Linked DNA regions of Homo sapiens: all the other regions are linked to region 1. The links are chromatin loops, found by intact Hi-C in ENCODE. Cell type or tissue: A673. All regions are shown on one strand.

The links. A loop is a pair of places that touch in the nucleus more often than their neighbours do. Peaks named below come from ENCODE experiments on the same cell type or tissue, not always from the same donor. Only the 100,000 strongest peaks of a DNase experiment are listed, where the experiment ranks them.
Region 2: it touches region 1 in a loop (7-fold over the local background); 17 of 110 quality-filtered maps call a loop at or near these places.
Region 3: a loop joins it to region 1, with 5 times the contacts of the local background. A loop is called at or near these places in 7 of 110 quality-filtered maps.

The regions. Positions count from the first base shown.
Region 1 is chr2:224,132,670-224,140,669 of GRCh38, forward strand. No RefSeq gene overlaps it. Among named protein-coding and RNA genes, the nearest start is that of SERPINE2, 97 kb to the left of the region's middle. In A673, no CTCF peak of the experiment used is centred here; DNase peaks (open chromatin) are centred at 872, 4,082 and 4,782; H3K27ac peaks cover 6,206 bases.
Region 2 is chr2:223,989,233-223,997,232 of GRCh38, forward strand. It overlaps SERPINE2 (serpin family E member 2), which reads right to left. Exons shown (of 9, transcript NM_001136528.2): 4 at 2,571-2,768. Among named protein-coding and RNA genes, the nearest start is that of MRPL44, 36 kb to the left of the region's middle. In A673, a CTCF peak has its summit at 4,569 (motif pointing right); DNase peaks (open chromatin) are centred at 4,629 and 6,529; H3K27ac peaks cover 2,245 bases.
Region 3 is chr2:224,215,704-224,223,703 of GRCh38, forward strand. No RefSeq gene overlaps it. Among named protein-coding and RNA genes, the nearest start is that of SERPINE2, 180 kb to the left of the region's middle. RefSeq lists enhancers at 1-602, 4,104-5,303 and a silencer at 4,976-5,176. In A673, no CTCF peak of the experiment used is centred here; DNase peaks (open chromatin) are centred at 4,288 and 6,768; H3K27ac peaks cover 1,990 bases.

The DNA of each region.
Region 1 (8,000 bases):
CTGGCATTCATCTGATGCAAATTGGGTTGTGGGATGCATAAGATAAAGGAAAAACTTCCAGAAATGACTCTTACATGAATGACACGGCTGAATCTTAAAGTCTGAGGAGGTGGCCCAATAACAAACACAGGGATGGGAACACATGGTGACAGCATTCCAGGTTGGGGCAAACCTTGGAAGGGGGACAGAATGAGGCTGACTTGTTTGGTTAAGGCAAAGAGCTCAGTGAGTTCAAGGTATAGGGTGTGAGTTGGGGAGTGGAGGTTTGATAGTTGAGACTAGCCATGAGGGTCCCTCATGAAGGCCTGGCATGTAGTGCTAAAAATGCTGATCTTATCCTGTAGGTGATAGGGAAACGCCGAAAGTATTTTAGGTAAGGTGGAGGTGTGAATAGTAAGGTGAGGTGCTCCATGCTCAGGTGGGTGAGAGTGTAACTTGCATCACAGGCCAGTAGAGGAAGGTCAGGAAATTCTCTGTATTTGCTGGTCTTGGAAGCAAGTTGCCAGAAGATGGTGGAAGTCCCAGAAGAGACCAGGGAGCAGTTGCCTCCATGCTCTGCAGAGTTGAAGGCAGAAACCTGGATATGACTGATAAAGGCAAAATTTCTCTCTACTTCAAAAGCCAGGATTTTAGAAACTCAACCCTCGTTTTCTAGGGAAAAAAAATGTATTCTGGTGTTTGGATGGCATGTAGGAGACAGGAGCCTAGAAAGTGAAATCAGTGAATGTGCTCCATTTCACGAAACTGTCAATGGGACCAGCCACTCTTTCATCTTTACTACAAGGCTTAGTGTTTTAGGAAACGGCACACACAATTCTAAGACAATAATATATGAGAGAAAGGAAATGCATTGTATTTTACCATAGAATGAAGTTATGACTCAATCACCATGATTTAATTAGGACCTAATTGACGTTTCCTTTTCTGGGATGCTGAGCACTGTCTTCTCATGCTTTTGAAGCAGTTCTGCTCCTTCTACTTACCAGCTTTTAATGTTACAACTTGCCAAGCTGCCTTCTTCCTCTTAGCTTAGCAACCTCTCTGGTTTCTCTTCAGCTTCAGTGCCAGCTCCATGGGAAGAGATCCCGACCCATGAAAATCCTTGCTCCAAACTCATTTAATTCTTTTTATTTACTTACTTATTTATTTTTTTGAGAAGAAGTCTCACTCTGTCGCCCAGGCTGGAGTGCAGTGGCACGATCTCAGCTCACTGCAACCTCTCTCTCCCAGGTTCAAGCGATTCTCCTGCTTCAGCCTCCTGACTAGCTGGGATTACAGACGCACGCCACCACGCCTGGCTAATTTTTGTATTTTTAGTAGAGACAGGGTTTCCCCATGTTGGCCAGGCTGGTCTCAAACTCCTGACCTCAAGCGATCCACCCACCTCAGCCTCCCGAAGTGCTGGGATTACAGGCATGAGCCACCACACTCGGTCCAAACTCATTTAATTCTTAACATTCCCAAATGCCTCACCAGCCTTACCTCAACCCCTCTCAAGAGAAAAGCTCAAGTGCTTTGGGCATCTGAATGGAATGCTAGCTCTTTGCCTAGGACTCCCTAAATGGGCTTGCAATGTGTGTCCAGTTTAAGGTGAAATTGTGAAATAAATGAGCTTTAGCTTTTTCTCACATCTTAGTTTGTCCCCAGATGTTCTTCCTTGCCCATTTTTAGCTTCATCCTTCATCAGTCATAACAACCTTGCCCTGGAAAAAAACCTGGACTTAAAATAACCAGACCAGGGTTTAACTCCCAATTATAATACAAGCTATAAGGGCATTGGGCAAGTTCTTTCCTGGACTTTGCGCTCATTCATATGAACTTGCCAGCCATGTTGGCTATGAGAATCAAATTTTATGGTACACTGACAGGTGCTTTGCAAACTATATATAGAGTGTCCTGTCAATGTGATGGGTATGATTAATGGTGACACCTAAATCCTGGAACCTGGGCTGCTTCCTCAACATGCCACTATTTATTTTAAGTCACTACTGATGTGCTTAGCTTGGACATAATCCCTCTAGGTTGTGTGTCTGTCTCTATTCTCCCAAAATGGTCCTGTGTAATTTCCTCTTAGGGTCCTATTTTCTCCCTTCAGTATTCCATCTATATAATCAGATAAACTTAATGTACATTATTGAACTAGTAAAAAAAAAAATAGAAGGTAGCTGTTGTATACTGTGTGGCAAACATGTATAATGTGATAAACTTGTGTATATTATAATAAACTTATAAATATAAATGATCTCATAGAAGAAAGTCTACTGCGGTAGACTGTGAAAGTCAAAAAGGCTGTGGGTTCACATCACTCCCCTCTCTCTTGGTTGTTCTGTGATCTAGACCAGCATTTCCAAGTTATGTAGAAACAGAGAGATCAAAGTATGGGAAAACAAAGTTAAATAAGTTCCTTTTCCATGGTATTAATGTGCACTGGGAATATCCAACATGGAGATTTGTGCATCTTTTTTCAAACTTGTTAGACGGTGGAAGATTTTTTTCAAAGGAAATATCTGGGTAACTGTTTTAAGGGGTGCATTAGGGAAAGTCTGCATTTAGCAAATTCTAAAAAATGGGATAATGATAGTTGGCCTCAGAGTGTTTGCAGGATTAAATGAAGTATGTGAATGCGGAGGCAGGGGCTACTGGGCATAGAAGGCTTCAATAGCAATGCCTCAGGGGCTGTCATCTGAGAGATGTTTAAATGGTGATGCCTAGGAAATGTCACGGCGTCAACAAATGGGGAATGCGTGCTCAGGTGAACTCTAAGCAGGCAGTGATTCCCCTCTACCTCTCTATAAGGGGGCTTACAAACCCTTCTCATCATCCAGCACCCCAGTAAGGTATCCCCCTGACATTCTGTGAGTGTGCTAAGGACTCTAGACCAAGAAGAAGGGCTTGAAAGACAAAAGCAATGTGGACTTCAAGAAAGACTACAGATGGAAGCCATGCAGAGGCCTTCACCACAAAAAAAAAAAAAAAACTGGTTAAATTGAATACCAGCTTTTTAGGTTAAAAAAAGCAGGGGAACTGAAAACCAGTACAAGATCCATTGTCTACCCTTCGTAGTTTCTCAGATATGACTATGTTTAAGACACTGAACTTTATTCACATTAGGGGCATGGGCTCAGTAATTCTCAATCTTCATCATAGTTTTCCATCTTTGTCATCAATCCCAACTTAAAAGAACCCCTTGGGTGTGCTTGCACACAAGTGGGTATCTGATGTGCATGGACCAAACTTGCTCGATTAGAGTCAGATTCTGGCATCCACAGCGGGCAAAAATAGGTTAGCAGTGCCCTTCACATCAGTCACAAGAGGTAAGTGCTAGATGGCATACACTAGATGCTCAATGCATTCTCATTCCTTTGTTTCACATTCACTGATTTCACAATATTCCTTGAGGATCTGCAGCTGACAGTCCTGTGATAAGTGCTGGGAACTACAGATGAACAGGACAGACAAGGTCCTGATTCTCATCGGCCTCTGCTCCAATGATAGAAAGTATTCATGTATTTAATGTGGAATGAAGAATGGAAGGAGAACCCTCGTCCCCTCCGGAGGCTTATATAAGTTAGTATTGTAAACTCTTAAAGGCACAGCACTCATCCTCTGGTCCGAAAGAGTGATCAATGTAGGATTTACGGGTAGCCCCCTGTCAGCAGATAATGGTCCTGTATCAGGCTTCTGAGCAGGTGTCTGGAAAGGCAGGTTCTTCTGGGGCCCTCTGCTCTCTTGCAGGTAAGGACAATTTCTAGTAAATGGCCTGGGTGCTACAAACGATCACATTTATTTTGTATTCTCTGGATCACGGTCTTTTCTCTAGATGACAAGGCCCCTCTGCCATGACTCAAGGTGGAAGCTTGATGCAGATCTAGCCAAGATGATTGGCCAACCCCACGCAAGCGGGCAAGTCAGGCTGCAAGTCACATTCCCATCAAGGAATGCTCCTGGAATATGACCTTCTCTCTTGGTTTACTTCCCATCCCCTGGTGTTAAACACAAGAGGATATTAAACAGAGATGGCTCTAAGGAATCTAAAGAATTCTCTAAAGAACTGTGTGAACAAGAAGCCTAATTTCCCATTCTGTGCCATGATCTCTCTTTTGTTGCCAAGTTATCATGACTGCACTAAAAATGGATTCAAACTTTTCATCAACTATAAATTTGACTTGGAAGAGGGCTGATATAAATGAAGGAAGGGGGATGCTGCCAATAGCCATCTACAGGTTCAAATAGCACAGAAGAAAAATTGATTGAACTTTCCCTGATGGGAGGGCAAAGCAGATGTAAAAGACAAAAAGGGAAAGAAAAAGAATGGTTGCAATAAGAGGTACCTTGACAAATGGTGGGTGTTTTCCATATACTTGATCTTCAAAGGATTCAATGACAAGCACAGAGAGATTTCATTTAATTGTGAAAAGTTAAAGTGCCTGGGAAAATAATAAGAGATGGCTCATAGTCCACAGAAGTCCTCTTGGTTTGAATGGCTTTTTTCCTTACACGATTTTAATATTATTTGCACCTTATTGTTAGTTTTCTTTTTATGAATCAGTGAAATATTTTCTCTGTACAAATGGCATCAAAATCTTTCTGTCTAGTCCTGATGACTCTTTCTAGTTATTTATGCCTGCCTGCCTGCCTGCCTTCCTTCCTTCCTTCCTTCCTTCCTTCCTTCCTTCCTTCCTTCCTTCCTTCCTTCCTTCTTTCCCTAGATAGGAGATTGCCTCCTGAGTCCAGGGCACTGAGAACTCAAGGGTTTCAAAGTCTGCCTTTAGAGAGTTTATAATCTGGAAGAGGAAATAACACATTACCCTAATGCAAGGTGGAATCCAAACATACAGGTTGTGATATAGAGGAGAGAGAAACCAGTTTTGGCTCCATACTTATTTCCGCTTTATCACCCACCTGTGGTCAGCATAGTGCTTAAGAACATGACTTTGACTACTATGCAAGATATCCATGTAACCAAACTGCACTTGTACCCCTTATACAAAAAATAAAAGAACATGACTTTGATTCGGATTGGTGGGTTCAGACCCAAATGGCTGGGTCACCTTGGGCAGAATATTTACCCTCTTTAAGTTTTATTTTTCCCATATGTAAAATGGGGAGGTAATAATAATAATAATAATAAATAGTGCTCACTTCTAGTGTTGAGGACTGAATAAGGCAGTGGCTATAAAGCATCTAGCAGAGAGTGAATAGTAAATAGCACATAGTAAATGCTACATAGAATGAATTGTGTCTTCTATCATAACTTATCCTTCCTTCTAACATCCTTGCCTGAATCGATGGCCCCCTTCTCCCTGGTCATGAGGCTTTCACCCCAGGAGTTTCCCCTCTTCCTTCTCTTTGCCCTCTACCTCCAGCCACCAAGCTGTGTATGGGTTGTCCCTGCACAAGGTCTTTTCCTCCTGCTGTTCATGTCCACACTGACATCTGAATTGTGGCCCTCTTTAATATTAACTAGCAATCACTATTTTGATCTTTGTTTATTTGTTATATAAATAAATCTTATTGTGTATATTTGAGGTTTACAACATGATGCAATAGGATACATATAGACAGTCGAATAGTTACTGTGGTGAAGCAAGTTAACCTATTGTACTAGTCAGTTCTTGCATTGCTATAAAGAAATACCTGAGACTGGGTAATTTATAAAGAAAAGAGGTTTAATTGGCTTGTAGTTCTGCAGGTTGTACAGGAAGCCTAATGCTGGCATCTGCTAGGCTTCTGAGGAGGCCTCAGGAAACTTACAGTCACGGCAGAAGAGGGAGCGGGCACGTCTTACATAGCAGGAGCAGGAACAAGAGTGAGGAGGGAGGCACCACACACTTTTAAACAACCAGATCTATATCACGATCACTATCACAAGAACAGAACCAAGGGGATGGCGTTGAACCATTTGTGAGATACCATCCCCATGATCCAATCACTTCCCACCAGGCCCCACTTCACATTGGGAATTACAATTAGACATGAAATCTGGGTGAGGACATGATCCAAATCATATCACCCACCTTCTCTCATAGTTACTTTTTTGGGGTGACGAGAGCAACTAAACCCTACTTATTTAACAAAAAATCCCTAATACAATAAAATGTGATTAACTCTAGTCCTTAGGTTGTACGTTAGAGCCCCAGACTGTTTCATCCTACATGTCTGCTACGTTGTATCCTTTTTTCACCAACATCTTCCCACTTCCTTCTCCCCCTCTCCTATCCTTGCTAACCACTGTTTTATTCTTTGTCAGTTAATGCTTTAGAGGGTTTGTTCTGTAGATGTGTTCTTTCATTTACCTATAGTAACACCTATATGTGATTGGTACTATTGTTTTCATGTCCTTTTGCAGGAGGGAAACTATCTTGGTTTGTTTGGACTGCTGTAACAAAGTACCATAGATTAGGTACTTTATAAACAACAGAAATTTATTTCTCACAGCTCTGGAGGCTGAAGTTCCAGATCAGTCTAACAGCACGGGTGGATTCTGGTGAGGACTCTCTTCCAGGCTGCCTACTGCAGACTTCTAGAATCCTCCATGGGAGAGAGCAGAGACAGGAGCTAGTTGCCTGGCCTCTTCTAAAGGCATTAGCCCTAGGCCAGTCGCAGTGGCTCATGCCTGTAATCTCAGCACTTTGGGACGTGGAGGTGGGTGGATCGCCTGAGGTCAGGAGTTCGAGACCAGCCTGGCCAACATGGTGAAACCCCATCTCTACTAAAAATACAAAAAATTAGCCAGGCGTGGTGGCCACGCCTGAAGTCCCAGCTACTCGGGAGGCTGAGGCAGGAGAATAGCTTGAACCAGGAAGGCAGAGGTTTCAGTGAGCCGAGATTGAGCCACTGCACTCCAGTCTGGGCAACAAGAGTGCAACATCATCTCAAAAAAAAAAAAAAAACAATAAATAAATAAAATAAAGACAGCACCATTCTTTTTTGTTATTGGTTGGTTGCTTGTGTGTGTGTGTGTGTGGGTTTTGTCTTGTTTTGTTTTTTGAGATGGAATCTCTCTCTGTCACCCAAGCTGGAGTACAGTGGCGTGATCTCGGCTCAATGCAGCCTCCACCTCTCAGGTTCAAGCAATTCCTCTGCCTCAGCCTCCTGAGTAGCTGGGATTACAGGCGTGCACCACCATGCCTGGCTAATTTTTGTATTTTTAGTAGAGATGGAGGTTTCTTTATACTGGTCAGGCTGGTCTCTAACTCCTGACCTCATGTGATCCGCCTGCCTCAGCCTCCCGAACTGTTGGTATTACAGGCATGAGCCACTGCGCCTGGCTGTTTTTTGTTTGTTTGTTTTACCTTTTATTTTAGGTTCAGGGGTACATGTGAAGGTTTGTTACATAGGTAAACTCGTGTCATGGGGGTTTGTTGTATAGATTATTTCATTACCCAGGCACAAAGCCCAGAACCCTATAGTTATTTTTTCTGCTTCTCTCCCTCCTCTCACCCTCCAGCCTCAAGTTGGTCACAGTGTCTGTTGTTCCCTTCTTTGTGTCCATGAGTTTTCACCATTTAGCTCCCACATAGAAGTGAGAACATGAAGTATTTGGTTCACCCTCATAACCTACTTACCTCTCAAAGGCTCCACCTCCAAATTCCATCATATTGGAATTAGGGTTTCAACTCACACATTTTGGGGAGAACACAAATATTCCATCCATAGCAGAAACTAAGTCTTAAGGAGATGAAAGAGCCAGCCCAAGGTAACACAGCTTGGAAGCACAGACACCTGGGCTTGGACCAGACCTGGTTGCCCAGTAAGCCCCACATCCTCCTTTCTGCCCTAGAGGGGAAAGGGCAATATCTTTGTTTACAGGGAAAGCAGTTCTCTAGCCCTCAGCTCCACTCATCAAAATTCTTTGCAAGAATTAGGTAGATTTACATTTGTGCTCATGAGATATATACACAGTAGACTATACTGTTTGAAAATCCATGCACCCAAGCTTGACTGTCTTTTTTTTTGAGACAGAGTCTTACCTTGTCACCTAGGCTGGAGTGCGGTGG
Region 2 (8,000 bases), 140 kb before region 1:
TCTAGTTTTCACTCTCTTTTTGTTATCAAGCAAATATTCTCAGAGCTCTTAATGATATCTTGGGGAAAACAGTCAAGAAGGCAGATAAACTGAATGACAATGTTTTGGCAAAGTGACCCAGAATAGTGAGGCGTGGCTGAGGCCCAGGAAGCATCCGACAGGTGGCACCCTGGGCCCTGTGAGTTTGGACACAGCAGCTCGAGCTGGGCCACTCCTGCAGGTCAGAGTGAGGAAACAGGCAGAAAATGACGGACAGTCTGTGGAAATGGAAACAATCAGCCACTTGGGGACACCACAAATGGCGGTACTTTCTTCACAGCCCTGTCAAGACAATCCTTCCCTATCTTATCATGATAAGCTGGGTTTTGGCCAAGGCAAGAAAACAGGGAACTTATGACACTCTCATGCCCTGCTGCATGGCCCAGAACAGAGTCGCATCCAGTTCCAGGTTCCTCAGTGAAACCTGATGACAGGCATGGAAAGGAGGGTGAGAAGGGTGAGCTAAGCTGTTCGCCGTGTTTACTTGTGAGGGAATGAGAACAGGAGTGAGCAGCGGACTTTCTTTTTCTGGTCCGAATTAGGTACAGATCAGTCAGGGTGGAGAGTAAACAGATAAGACATCAAATTGGGCCATTTAAGCAGAATTTGATGAAGGACCAGTTGTAAAGCATAGACAGGATACAGAGAAACATGATGGACAGTACCCTGGACAAGAAACGGTGGGCACCATGGCTAGCCTTGGGCTGGGAGGGAGGAAGAGAGGGGTGGTGACCCAGAGAGAAAGAGCTCTTGGGCACACCCCCTGGCAGAAGCTGAAACCTTTGGTAGAGGAATGCAGCTGGCCCATGACTCTGTAAGGGGGGGCTTGGGAAGTTAGTACCCTGACCCCTTTCTCCTCTGTCCTTCCTATCGCCTGCAGACTCCCAGCAGCAAACCCAGCAAGAAGAGAGAGGGCAAGGGGGCCCAGAGCAGGGTGGAAGCGGGTAAAGAAGAGAGGCATGAATCGGGGAAAGTGGAGGGAAGATACCAACACACTGTGGGGGTTCTGTAGGGTTTAAATCTTTGACAATAAGAATGTATTTGTGCATTATTTTCTATAAAACACACATGTATATTCCTAGGCAAATCAGTTTCCAAATGAAAAGCTACCCTGACATGTAACTCTCTGGGAATAGCCTGTTTACTCAAGAAATTCATGTTATATTTCTGTAAAAACAAACATTTTAAAATCTTCCATAGGAATGTTAATGGAATCCTTGCATTTTAATCTTGAACTATTAACTTGTTTTTTTTTTCAGCAAGAGAAACATACAGTAAATGAGGGCCCCCTCACTTTTTATTTTATTTTTTTATGGACTATAAAGTGTGTACAAAAGATTGACCTAAAATAAAATCACTTCATTGAAACACTAACACGGCCACCGGCTCATATCCCAGGCAAAGTGATTTTAGAAGTTCATTTGAGCCTGGTGCGGTGGCTCATGCCTGTAATCCCAGCAGTTTGAGAGGCCAAGGCAGGTGGATCACTTAGGCCCAGGAGTTCAAGACTAGCCTGGGCAACGTGGCAAAACCCCATTTGTACAAAAAGTAAAAAAATTAGCTGGCCGTGGTGGTGCATGCCTGTGATCCCAGCTACATGAGAGGCTGAGGTGGGAGGATAGCTTGAGTCCAAGAGGTCGAGGCTGCGGTGAGCCATGTTTGTGCCACTGTAGTCTAGCCTGGGTAACACAGTGAGACTCTATCTCGAAAAAGTTTTTTCAAATTCAGAAATAATTTTTCTGAAATCCTACCATTAATATTTTTTACTGAAGATCCTCTGAGACCTATCTCTATTGACGTGTGAATATAAAGAAAAGAATTTTACATAAGCGAGATTGATATCTGCTGTTTTATATCTCGTTTTCTGAAATCAATCATATATTGCATAATCTTTCCATTTATATAAATCTAAGTCTCATGATCACATACGTTCCACTGTATATTTGTATTTGGCTTCTATTTATTTGTCATTGTGTGCTTATGTTCACAGTATAAATTCCCTGGAGCGGGACTGCTGGAGCCAGGACCCCGAGGAAGTCCTCGGACCACAGATCCCTGCCACGAACAGTGCCCAAGGGTCCTGCTTCCTCCCCACCAAAGCCACCGAAGGATTTTACCAATGTTTTTAATTTTTGCTGATCTGCTAAGTAAAAAAAGAAATCCAATTTTTAATTTGGTAATGTAAGACTGCTAATGAGTTGCTGTGTTTAATGCTCACTTATACTCATTTCATGAATTGTCCTTTCATCTTTAAGTTTTCAACCAAAAAGCCTACTACACACGCCATGCATTAATACTTTTTGTACATAACTTATGCATATATTATGCATATTATGCTATGCATGGTAACTTTTGTACATAACACAGATTTACATGAGCTTTATAAAAATCCTGCCTCTCAGCACCCTGCTCTGTTCCCCAGTTTTTTAAAAGATGAAAAGTTAGATTTGCTCTGGAATTAAGTTAAAGCACTCAAGGGCCTTTCTGCCGCCAGCACATCCTAGAACAGGCTTCGCTGAGCATGAACTCACCACACCGGAACACGGAGAGCTGGGCCAGCATTGGCACTTGATAGGATTTCCCGTCGGCTGCCACGAAAGTGCGTTTCTTTGTGTTCTCGGGTTGGAACCGTGATTTCCACAGACCCTTGAAATACACTGCGTTGACGAGGACCAGTCTGGTGAGCACACCATCAATAAGATCTGGGGACAGCAGATTGTCAATCATATCTGTGAAGCCAAAGAACAAACAAGGGAAAAATAACCTCAGGACTGGTGGCCGGCTTGAGGGCAAATGGCAGCTGTCATCAGGTAGACTGAAAAATCAAAGGATTTTTAAGGAGTGTTAAAGAGAATCTTCTTAAACTACCCTTTTGTACTTTCTAGGTTCCCCTCCCCCACTAAATATTAAAGTTAAAAAGAAGTTAAAAGAGAAACAGAAAAGACTTTAGAAACCCCTAGCTAGGGGTTACAAAACTTTTCATCAAGAAATTCTTTTATTATCAATTCCCTGCAAGTCCAGGCTTTAAAAAAATCTTACTCATCCAAATAAGCTACATTTGATAATGAATTATTTCTTCTTCTTCTTTTCTTTTTTTTGCCAATAAATGACTGATAGTAAGGGTTTCTGGTCAGTACAAGATAAACAATTTTGTTTTGTTTTGCTCCACTTGGTTTAATTCAATCCCAGTCAAAAATAAACACTTCAGCCTGTATGTTATTAAGGGTGAATGCTTCATTTCTCTTAAGATTTTAGAAACATCAAACATTATTTTGGAATCTCTGGGTATCACAAGGCCTCCTAACTGCTTAAAGAAGAAAGGAAACAAAAAATCAGTGTCTTTGTTTATGGGTCAGGCATCAAGCAAGGTGCTAATATTAGAGACAACAGAAGAGAGGATTTTGAATGTTCCCACCATAAAGAAATGAGAAACGTTTGAGGTAACTGAAATGTTAATTACTCTAATTTGATCATTACACATTGTATACATGTATCAAAGCATTACCACTGTACCCCATATATGTACAATTATTATGGGTCAATGAAAAATAAAATAAAGCCCAGGCACAGTGGCTTATGTCTGTAATCCCAGCACTTTGGGAGGCCGAGGAGGAAGGATCACTTGAGGCTAGAAGTTTGAGACCAGCCTGGGAAACATAGCTAGACCCCATCTCTAGAAAAAATAAAAATTAAAAACATATTAGCCAGCTGGGTATGGTGGCATGCACCTGTAATCCCAGCTACTTGGGAGGCTGAGGTGGGAGGGTCGCCCGAGCCCAGGAGTTCGAGGCTGTGTTGAGCTATGACTGCACCACTGCACTCCAGCCTGGGTGACAGAATGAGACCCTGTCTCTAAAAAAAATAAGATAAAATAAATCTTTAAAAAGACAGAAAAAATTAAGGTCTGTCCTAGAACTCCTAATTTTGAAGGAAAATGCTCTTTACAAGACGTTGGGAATGGTCCGTCTTACTTGTATCAGGAGTGAAGGAGTGAACACAATTCTTCTCATTTCAGGATGCTTCCAAAATGCTACCCGTGGCTGAAAGAGCCTTCCAAAATGCTACCTGTGGCTGAAGGTTTGGTCTTCCAGTTAGCTTCCTTTTATTATACAGTTATTATACAGTTAGCTTCACAATTATTCTGAGGTCTTTGAAGGTTCAGTTGTGTGTGTGTCTGTATGTATGTGTGTTTTTAAATAGGGATCAGTAATGCCCAAAGCTATTAAAACTTAGTTCACTGCATTATTAGCTCAAATATATGTGTGTGTGTGTGTGTGTGTGTGTGTGTATGTGTGTATGTGTATAAATACATAATATAAATACAAGTTATACTACTTTAAATGGTGAGAGTAAAACCAACAGCTTTTGAAGAAGCAAGAATATCTAATTCAGGGGTGAGAGTATTAAGTCCTTTTAAATGAAACTCAAGAGGATTCTGATGTACAGTAAACAAGTGTTTACATAAATCATGATAAATAAACACTGAAGTTTCCCACAGCGTGCTGCTAAGACAGTTCCATCACCACTCACTACTTCCACAAGGGGGCACTAACGCCACCTTAAGTCAGGACAAAGAAGGAAAATATCTAAGCCATAAACAGACATCATTCAACTCAACACAAAGCTGGCTGCAAACAGACTGTCCTGTGGGAGCGAAGTTAGAACTTTATGCCATCCCACTAGCAAGCTCATAATTGACTTCCTAATAGTGAATGTTGTTTCTTGCCTCTGCTGGGAACATTACCCAGTTCAATTCCTACTTGCCTTTAAGACATAGCTCAATGGTCCCCTGGACTTCTAAATCTTCTCTGATCATCCTCGCCACCTCCTAAGAGATGTCTCTGCTCCCGATTTCTGTAAAGCCCAATGCCTGGCCCCACCATGACACCTGCAGTATTTTATTCTAGCCAATTTTAATGTGTCTGTCTCCCTCAGCTACACTGAGACCTGCATGAGACTCTGCCATTCACTTTTTGCTTACTCCTAGCACTACATGGAGCATACAGGCAGTGCTCAATAACTGTCTGTAGAAATGTCCTTAGCCCCTTTTTACAGAGACAAATAATGCCTCCAACTGCCCCTGGGAGGACTAAGATATAATAAGGGGACATGAAGAAATAAAAAGAAAATGCATAGTTTAGAGGCAAAGAGGCACATGGAAACCTGCCATCAGTAACTGCCACAGACATGCATCTATCATCCGTCCGTCCATCCATCCATCCATCCTTGGATACCTACCTGCCTACCATGTGCCTGGTACTCTCTTAAATAAGAAACCAAGAAGGAAATCTGGTCTCAAAAACTACGAATGAGAGAGAGGTGCAGGCTGACATAAAATAACTTGGAAAAGTATACAGCTGCAATTTAAATAAATATCTGGAAGTGGAATTACTCAAGGCTATGGAGGGCTAAGAAGGTGACCTGACCTAGTTGGTGAGGTCTGAGATGGACAGTACCTCAGAAATGGCTATAAAAATAGCTCACACTGGTTGAACATTTACTAAGTGCAGAGTCCTTTGCTAAATGCTTTCTATGTATTATTCACATCCTCACACCAGCCTTAATTGTTGTTAGAATTATTTGAATAGGTATCACTATTACATCTCTCCATTTTACAGACGAGAATGCTGATGCAAAGCAAGCTTAAATAACTTGCCCAAGGTTATACAGGTAGTATGTGGCAGAACCGAGATTCAAACTCAGAATGTGTGCTTTTAATGTTCATGCCTGCCACTCATGGTATGGTACAGAAATGAGTTGGCCTTAACCAGGGAAGAGGGAGAGAAGGCAGCAGGAGTGTATGTGTGCGGTTCTCCAACAGGAGACAGGATGGTGGGTAAGGGGACTAGGAAGAGGCCTGTGTGGCTGGAACATAGAGTACAAGGATGAGTGAGTCTGCAGAGGTCAACAGGCCAGACCCATCCCTGATGGGTCTCCTCCTGCAAAAGGCCTGCGCGTTGGGCTCTCCCACTCTCTGTAGGGAAGGAACTATCATTTCCGTGAGACAGACCCAGCAACCTTCCAGACACAAACAGTTGAGCTCCAAGTCACTTCTGAGCTCTACCATGTGGTCATGTACCTTTCAGTGGGGGCAGTTCACCCCCAGGTAAAGGCAGTTTGGAATTTGGCAGGGATGTTTTTAATTGAGTGGGCAGTGGCCAGAAATGCTATCTGTCCTGCAATGTTCAAAACAGTCCCACCCAATGAAGAATTGTGCTGCTTCTCCCGTGGCTTTTCAATACCCCACCGGATCTCTGCATTGGTAGGACACCTACTTATAATTATCTGAGCCCAGAACCTCGTTCTTTTTCGTGTGTAAACACAGGGTGTTTTGGGTTTTTTGTTTTTGTTTTTGTTTTTGTTTTTGCATCCTTTTCATGTATGCTGAATTTGCCAGGAATGTGAGTCCCACGCAAATCAAGCAGAGCCTGTGCTTTGTTTTGTTCAGAAATTTATCAAAAGTCTTGCACCGTTTCAGAAAAAATTGCATCAGCAATAGTTAACACAGCTCATGTTTATGAGTCACCAGGACAACATGCCTGTCTCTGTCTGCTTTTGTAGCTGTCAATTCACAATTATTCTGAGACTCTGACTACTTTATTACGTATTTGAGTGTAGTTGTACCCAAGGGTTTACCTATTGAACTACATATATACATTTCTTTTGTTTTCCTTTGTATTACAGTTTGGCACTGTCTCAAATTTTTAAAAATTTGTGTGTGTGCATAGAGTAATATGATGTATGAATTTCATTTCAGAATAGTAAAGAGAGTATTAAAAATATTTGTTACAAACGGAGGAGCTGGGGCTGACAGGGCTGCAAAGTGCTGCAGGAGTCTCCATGCTTCTTCCCAGCACACGTGGGGGTTTTCTCCAGGTGCTCTGAAGACTGTCACATGGTCTAACTAATGTGGTTTAATATTGCCATTCTACAGATCAAGGCAGCGGCTAAGAGGACAAAATGACATGTCACAGTCACACAGCCTCCAGCCACAGAGTCAGGACCAAGAACCAGTCCTGAGGGCGTCTGCTTCTGACCACTCTTCACAAGCCTACAGATGCCAGACACCTGGAGACTCCACTGAACACCCTCATGTGTGCTGACCTCCCGATGGTTTATGGTTTTAGGAAGGGCGCCCAGACTGCATGGTCCAGGCCCCACTGAGAAGGGACGCCACGAATTTACCCAAGTCACCTGGGGTCTCCTCCACCCTCCCTGGAGCCTTCTTTGTCCACCTCTTCACTAGTTCTGCTAATGGGTCTCCAACATCTGGGTGTGTAAGAATGGTGATGGGAGGCAGAGGCAGACTGGGAGTTGCCAGCCACTCCCTCGGCGATTCCAATGCAGTGGGCTGGGCTCCAGGGATCTGCCTTCTCAACACATAGCCCAGATAATTCTGATGCAGGGACACCAGTAACCACACTTTTAAGAAACATAGCCTGAAAGGCGACAGTTTCCCTAGGTTTTGTCTTTGGGCTTCTTCTTCCTATTGACTCTCTCCCTTCTATGAAAAAAGGCTCTATAGCCAGGCACAGGGGCTCATGCCTATAATCCCAGCACTCTGGGAGGCTGAGGCGAGAGGACTGCTTGAACCCAAGAGTTCGAGACCAGCATGGGCAACACAGTGAGACCCCACCTCTTCAAAAAATAAAAAAATTAGCCAGGCATGGTGGCGCACACCTGTAGTTCCAGCTACCGGAAAGGCTGAGGTGGGAGGATTACTTGAGCCCAGGAGGTTGAGGCTGCAGTGAGCTATGATTGCACCACTGCGCTCTAGCCTAAGAGACAGAGTGAGACCCTGTCTCCAAAAAATTAAAAATAAAAAAAAGGTCCCAAATCTGTACTCCCATCCTTCACATTCTCCTGTTGTTCCAGACCTACAGCTCCTCCTGCATGTTTCCAACTGGACCTCCACGTTACAAATTAAGGTTTTTTTGTTTTTTTGTTTCTTTTTGTTGTTG
Region 3 (8,000 bases), 83 kb after region 1:
TGAGACCACCAGACAGGCTTTGTGTGAGCAATAAAGCTTTTGAATCACCTGGGTGCAGGCAGGCTGAGTCTGAAAAGAGAGTCAGCGAAGGGAGATAGGGGCAGGGCTGTTTTATAAGATTTGGGTGGGTAGTGGAAGATTACAGTCAAAGGGGGTTGTTCTCTGGCTAGCAGGGGTGGGGGGTCACAAGGTGCTCAGTGGGGGAGCTTTTGAGCCAGGATGAGCCAGGAGAAGGAATTTCACAAGGTAATGTCATCAGTTAAGGCAGGGACTGGCCATTTTCACTTCTTTTGTGGTGGAATGTCATCAGTTAAGGCAGGAACAGACTATTTTCACTTCTTTTGTGATTCTTCAGTTACTTCAGGCCATCTGGATGTATACGTGCAGGTCACAGGGGATATGATGGCTTAGATTGGGCTCAGAGGCCTGACAGTCCATAAGGAATATAGAAAGATTAGGAAAGCGTGTATAACACATAATTCAAAATTTAATTCTAAAAACCCCCCGATCTGTAAAGTTTGACAATCATCAACCATAGACTATGTTAAAAGGGTTTGAAGTGGTTTTATGACATGGCAAGGGGCATAATAAGCCTTTTGATAATGGGAGAGTAGTAAGCACAGAAGAAAAATTTGGAAACCACTATCCAGACTAGTGATTTTAAAACTGTTCAAATGATATTAATCTGATGGCAGAGGAGAGCAAACCCTGGCTGAGATAAGAATGCCTCAGTCAGCTTGGGCTGCCACAGCAAAATACCATCAACTGGGTTGGTGCAGACATTTATTTCTCACTGTTATGGAGCTGGAAGTCCAAGATCAAGGTGCCTGGTCAGGTCCTGGTGATGGACCTCTTCCAGGTAGCAGTCAGCTGACTTCTTGCTGGTTCCTCCCATGCTGGAGAGATAGAAAGCTCCAGACTCTTCCTCTTCTTTATTTTATTTTATTTATTTATTATTATTATTTTTTATTTTAGACAGAGTCTTGTTCTATTGCCCAGGCTGAAGTGCAGTGGCATGATCTCAGCTCATTGCAACCTCTGTCTCCCAAGTTCAAGTGATTCTCCTGCCTCAGCCTCCCGAGTAGCTGGGATTACAGGCACACACCATCACGCCCAGCTAATTTTTGTATTTTTAGTAGAGACGGGGTTTCACCATCTTGGCCAGGCTAGTCTTGAACTCCTGACTTCAGGTGATCCACCCACCTCGGCCTCCCAAAGTGCTGGGATTACAGGTGTGAGCCACGGCACCCAGCCTCTTCCTCTTCTTACAAGGACACTAATCCCATTAAGGGGGCTTCCCCCTCATGACTTCATCTAAACCTAGGCACCTCCCCAAAGCCCCACCTCCAAATACCATCATATTGGCCGTTTGGGCTTCTATATGTGAATGTGAGGAAGGGAACACAAAATTTAGTTCATAATAAGAAGAGAGAATGGGTGATTGCGCCTTACCATAAAAATATTTTTAAGCTCTACATTTGGTTCTATAACAGTTTTTCTTTTTTAATTTTGATAAAAAACCTGTGTTACTTTTGTCCCTCAAATCCCTCAAGAAAGTTCATGCTCCAACAAGGGGCATCGTGTTTATCATGGAACCAAGACAGCTGGGTGGGAAGGGCTCCCTGTCAAAACTCCAACCAGCCTGTGCACTGGGAGGAATGAACAGTGGGATGGAGCCACAGAAGTCTGCACCATTTGCAGCAGGGAAGGGTCTGGCCCCTCCTCTTCCTGTGTGCAACCTGAGATTCAAACTACGAGGTGAGAATTGCACCAGCAGGGACTCCGGCTTTATGGAGGGTCCCTGTTTCCCTTTTTACCCAATAACACACTGCCTTACTCACCCTTCAAATTGTCTGCAAGCCTAAATTTTCGTAGCCCTGTGACAAGGACCCTGTATTTAGCTGAACTAAGGAAAAGTCCCACAACAGAACTTTGCCTGACCTCTGGCATCATCTTCTCAGCTCCCTGCTTATCTGTGCCTCAGCTGGAGAATCGACCTCAGAGGCTTATGTGTCCTCAAATAGCAAGGAGTAAGACCCTTCAGACAAAAAGTCTTACTCATAACCTCATTAAGCCTTGGCCATAGGACTTGCTCCAGGCATTCTATGAGTACATGAAGGTCTAGATTCTAGTGCAGACAAAGACTGAATTCCTCCTTTCTCATCCCAAGGCAGCTGCTCTACAAATCTCCCTGACTACCCCAGGAGCTCCCACCATTTCTTTGTTAGTTAACGTTATCAGTTGTCTGTGTACAATTAGGATGCATAACAAGCAACCACAAAACCTCTGTGGTATAAAACAATATACTTTTTAAAAAATTTTTTTTGCTTATGACTCTATGACTTGGCTGGACAGTTCTGCCGATCTTGGCTGGGCTTAGATAAGCAGTTCTTCTTCTCTTGGCTGGGAGTGACTCATAAGTCTGACCGTGCACTGGCTTTTACTTCACGTGGAAGGGTCTTGGCTGAGATAACTGGCTTTGCTCCACATGGTCTCTCATCCTCCAGCCAGCTAGGCCAGGCTTGTTCTCATGATGGAGAGAATAGAGAGCAGAGGTGTTACAAGCCCTCAGAAGGCCTGGTTCAGAGGCAAGGCCACCTTCTATTGACCAAAGTAAATCAAAAGTCCAACCCAGATTGAAGGAACAGGAAAACAGACTATACTCTTGATGGAAGAAGCAGCAAAATCACACTGCAAAGGGCACAGATTCAGGGATGGGTAGAGAACTGAGGTTGTTTTCTCAGTCAAAAGTAGGCACTCTGAGCTGCCTATTTTAGGAGCAAAATTCTATGCTCATTTTATCTTTTTCCATATTGGTTACTTATGAAGGCCAAGGAATCTCATTGGAACTCAGGATAGAGTATTGCTGTGGGAAGATTTTAAGCCCTCTTTGGACATGCACTTTAGCAACTTATACACAGTGGTTGGGAGGAGGAGGGGAAGTACAGATCTTCTCTAATAATGACTGCCTTGAAGTCTGGTGGTTGACTGCTGACGAATTTGCTCTGTTAGACTGAGCCGAATCCTGGATAGAAGTGAGATAGATTTGTGAGAAATTTATTAGAGTTGTGACAATTTGGCATCTGCTAGGGCAAAGATTTCAATCATGTGGAGAAAGAAAAGATTGTCAAAAATGTGGAGGAAAAAGATTATGTAAGTCAGTGATGCTTAGATATATAGTAGGAAAATACATCATATTTTGGAAGCTAGTTTAAGAAACTTCAGTAATTATGAGTCAGATTTATAGCTCATAAAATGTAGTTTTTTTCTGGAGATCACATCTCACAGTTAAAAGAGAATATACTAAAGAAGCTTATCCCTTCATTTTAAACTAGATGTCATTACCCTAGTCAGATGTTTACTTCTCTTTATCTGCAACTCAAGATTAACACTGGGGAAAGGAGAAGAAGGACTTCCACCGTTTTAGGAATAGGCATGCAAAGTAAATTTCAGAATCTAAAAGGAAGGGACACAGAGAACTATGTTGATTGGACGTAACATTTCATATGTGAGGCACTGTGACGGGCACATTATGTCATTTAATCTCCACCATAATATTGTGGGATAGGCACTACTAGTCCCTGATTTTACAGGTGAGGAAGCAGAGACTCAGAGAGGACAACTGGCTTGCCTCAATTCCTACCACAAGTGAGATCCGAAGACACGAATTCAGCTCTAATCTCCTGTTGTCCTTTTTTTTTTTTTCTGGCTGCAATTATTCCACTGTAACAGACCACTCCTGAGACAGCCAGGTGGGAAGGTGGTCCCTGGAAAAACTCCAACCAGCATGCGCACTGAGAAGGCGCACTGAGGTGGAGTCACAGAAGTTCCCGCCATTTGCAATGGGGAGGAGCCTGACTCCTCCTCTTCCTGTGTGGAACCTGGGATTCAAACTGCGAGACAGTCCTGCAATACTACCATCTTGGATAACCTCTTTCAAATCTTTGTAATTTGAAAATTTTAAAAGTTATTGAATTCATTTTGTTCTTTGTTTGTGTGTTTGTTTCCTCAGAGAAAGGAAGCCTATTTAATGCCATGTGAAGGCCTCACTCTTTCTTCCTAGTCTTGCTCTGGAATGATCTTTGTTAAACTAAAGACAGAGACCTTCCCTCATGGGCAAAAGCCAGCAGGAATGATGAATACCAATGATGCTGTGACTCCATAGTTTACAAATTTGAGGAAGAGCTTTGGTCCAGGGCAGGCTTGGGGAAGAAAAGTGACAACCACTCATCTAGGCAGATGCCCTGGGGTGCCGCTGGGGTGGCATGCCAGCATCCATGGTAAGGTAATTCCGAAGAACAGCAGGACTCATTCATTCATCCCACAGGCCTTCCCAGTCAGGGGAAACGACTTTCAGATGCATTTCCTGTTAGCCAAAAAAAAATCCCGTAGGGGCATTACCCAAATAGTATTTTTAAAATTCCTTTTTGTGTTTCCTCTAAAAGTACTTTCTTTTGCAAGAGATTTTCCGGATATGATATCATCCTAAATATTGTTTGACCAATTTCATCACCAATTACTTCAAATCTAGACAGTTTGTCCAGCTTTTACAAGGTAGTTAAGGTCACCCCAGGAACCAAAATAGTGATGACAGGAACACTTCGATTCCATGGCCAGTGGGAGTCATGTGCAACCTGTCTGCTGGATGAACATTTACTACATAACTCAGAGATAGAATTAACTGGCTCCGGAGTCATGAGGAACATGTATAAATAAAGCAGTTAAGAAAATTACAACTGGAAACTTGAAATAATGACTTGACTCACTAGTTCTTCCTGAGTTCTTAACAGTAAACTGCCCAGAATTGTTGCAGAGTTGACACCTCCAAAATTGTCATTTGGTTTCCTGAACACAGTTCAGAGTTCAGTACTTCCTACTTCCCTGTCTCAGTTTTTCCTCAATGATTCTCAACCAGAGGAAGCAATACCTCCTCAATCCCTGCTCCCGGGTTCCCCAAGGCGGGGTGTAGGTGCAGAAAAAAGTTAAATCCAGCTTTACACAGATTTGCTCTTCTATGAGATTCTTGCCTCAAAGATGAGAGAAAATGAGAGAGAATGTTGGCATCTTGTTGATGAGTCATTTGAGACAATGCTAAGTCATTCTTAGAAAAGCATAAGGAAATAGACATTCAATATTGAAGTTTGGAGTTGGAGACAGTTCCAGAACTTATTATGGAAATGGCATTTGCCGTAGATAAAATCTAATTGAGAAAGACAAGTCTCTAGAGAATCTTTTTGGTCCTGAGAAATTTGGGAGCTTCTATCAAAAGAGCAGGAGGTAGAGACTAGCACCTTTGGCCAGAGTGGCTGGTAATTGATGTCTGTGTCCCTGGTTTGAGAATCCCAGCTTTGTTCAAAGGAAACCCTGGCTGGCTCTGCCCACTCACTGGACTCAAGAGCCCTCAGCAGTCCATGGAGATGCCAGTTACAACCTTAACAGCATGAGGAGGAAGAGAAAAACCCCACTATCCACGGATAGTGAGGGAGTGGCTGCTGGAGACTTTGGGACCACCCAGCCTGGGAAACCTGGGAATCTGCCCTCTCCTGACCAGACCTAGACAACGTGGGCAAGATTATAAATGGCATAAGCATTTCACAGACCCAAGAAAAGCTGGGGAGGGGAACAATGAGTGAGATCTTGGCAATATTTTGGGTAAAACTGGGGCTAGCTCTACAGCTGCCAAGTGACCGTGATTGTGTGCATCAGAAGAATCCCACCCCACTGTGGATGAGAAGTTGATCTGGCTTTGGCAGCAGTCTCTTCATTGATCATCAGGACTGACCTGACCCACATGGCTGGCTCAGAGGAGGCCCTTTCCCTCCTAGACCAGCAGCCTCTCTTCTTTGACACTTTGTTCCCAACAGATACAACTTCTGTTACTAAACCTCCTGGGATATGAGGCCGTTCCTCCCACCTCCCCGCACCCACTTCCTACAGAAAACGGATCAGGATCAACCAGGCCTTTGAGCCACATTTCAACTCTAAACAGTGATTTGTTTTTACAATAAGGAGTGAGCCAGCACACGCTCCTTTGGAATTTGAAAGGAATTCCTTTGCCCAGAGGGGTGATGACTTGGGCATCAATTCGCACTTTCCTGGTAAATGCTCTCCTTAGGAAGTAACCCAGAAAAACCATGCTTAGTCATCAGCAATCACATGTATAAAAATCATGAACTTGTCTGAATCACCTTTCTGGTAAGGAAATAATCAACTAGAAGTCAGTTTGAGACAGTTGTTGAAGAATAGTAAGCAACCCTCACCTTCAAGTCAGCTGCTTCTTTTAATTAGTGACAGTAGAAAAGCATTAACAATTAAGGCTTAACTAAGAAAAACAAAAGAAAAAATAATAATGCAGTATCAGGGGGAGATGCAGAAAAAAAGGAAAAATGAACAAGATTATGAAAGCCTGCTGTTATTCATATATTTAAAAAATTCCACATTTTTATAAAGTTCAGTTTAGTAGTTTTTTTTTTTTTTTTTTTTGGAGTGTTTACTGTGTGCTAGACAATCTGCTAAGTTCAGGAGGTAGAAAGATGAATAAGACCAAGTATTTCTCCTAGAAAAACTGTGCTAAGCACATGGTAGACATTCAATAAATGTCAATTCTCTTTTTTCTGCTAGTGAGAAAAATTCCGTATTCATGAATATTTATTGTGATTGCTTAGCGATTTTTTAAAACAATCTGCTGTGGCAGAGAAGGCTAACTATCCTCCTAAATACATTCTCATCTTATTTGGGCACAGTAATAGACTACATTTCCCAGCCTCCTTTGCAAATAAATGTGACCGTGTGATTAAATTCTAGCCACTGCCGTGTGATCAGAAGTAATGAGTTGCTTCTGTGCTTAGGATTTGTAATATATGGTCATAGCTTCACCATGTTCACACTTTGGGCTACCATGGCATAAAAATAGATTGTTCTTTATCCTGAGGCCCTTCTCTGAAGAATTCTTAAACAGGGAGATAGGCATGATCAAATTCACTATGAGTAAAATCCTTCTGGTAGCTGGTAGGAGATGAGTTGCAGGACTGGCAAAGCCACAGGGCAAGCAGAGCAGTTTGCTGGCTATTGCAGGAATTCAGGGGGAAAATAACGGGGGCCTGAAGTAAACTGCCTCTGGGTATGAAGAAGAGAAAGCTAATTAAATATATTATTGTCAGTCCTCAGTTGCTAAAAGTTATTTGAAGGCAGATGGGGATGGGAAATGTAGTAGCTTTGTCTCGATCCCATAACTCACTGGACACAGCCAGGGAGAAAGACTCCCACCACTTTTTCCACTTCCTCCTCTTTCTCCAGCTTCTTCCTCCTCCCCAGCTCTGTTAATTTTCTATTTTTCAAACATCAGGATACACCCTTGAGTGCACATACAAGGAAGACAATGTTAGTGGAAACTCCAAATTATATGATCGCCCTCCACAGCTAAACCATAGTCCAATACCACTGCAAATTATTTATAAAAATGCCTTTAGTCAGCAATTCTATGATTAGCCTTTGGAAGGAATCTTGCTGGAGAAAAATACTTATCAACAGAAAGCTTGCAAAAGGAATACTTAGCAGAATGCTTTACACTAGATTGGTTAGACTAGAAGGCAGGAAAAAAGATGAGAAAAGTATTTTAACATAGAATTTATAACAATTTTTGTAATAAGAGGAAGATGTGCAATTTTCAATAAAGAACAAATTGCAAAAAGCTTACGCATCAGATTAATCAGGCACCAGAAAACTGCAAAAGTCTTGATGGTCTAAACCATTGCCAGGATACCGTAGAGATGCATTTACATACTTGATCTTAATTAGGTAACTTATATCTTCTCAATAGTCCACCATAGCAAAGCATGCTAACATTGTCAGTCTGAACCTCAGAATTTGAAATATCTTTTGACTTTGATTTTATAGATATATTTTTCCTTAATGAAACTGGGGAGGGAGAAGCTTTGCAAAAGTTCAGAAATATCTTGTTTCCCATTATTTAGCTTCAATGTCTTTCCTTTGACCTCACT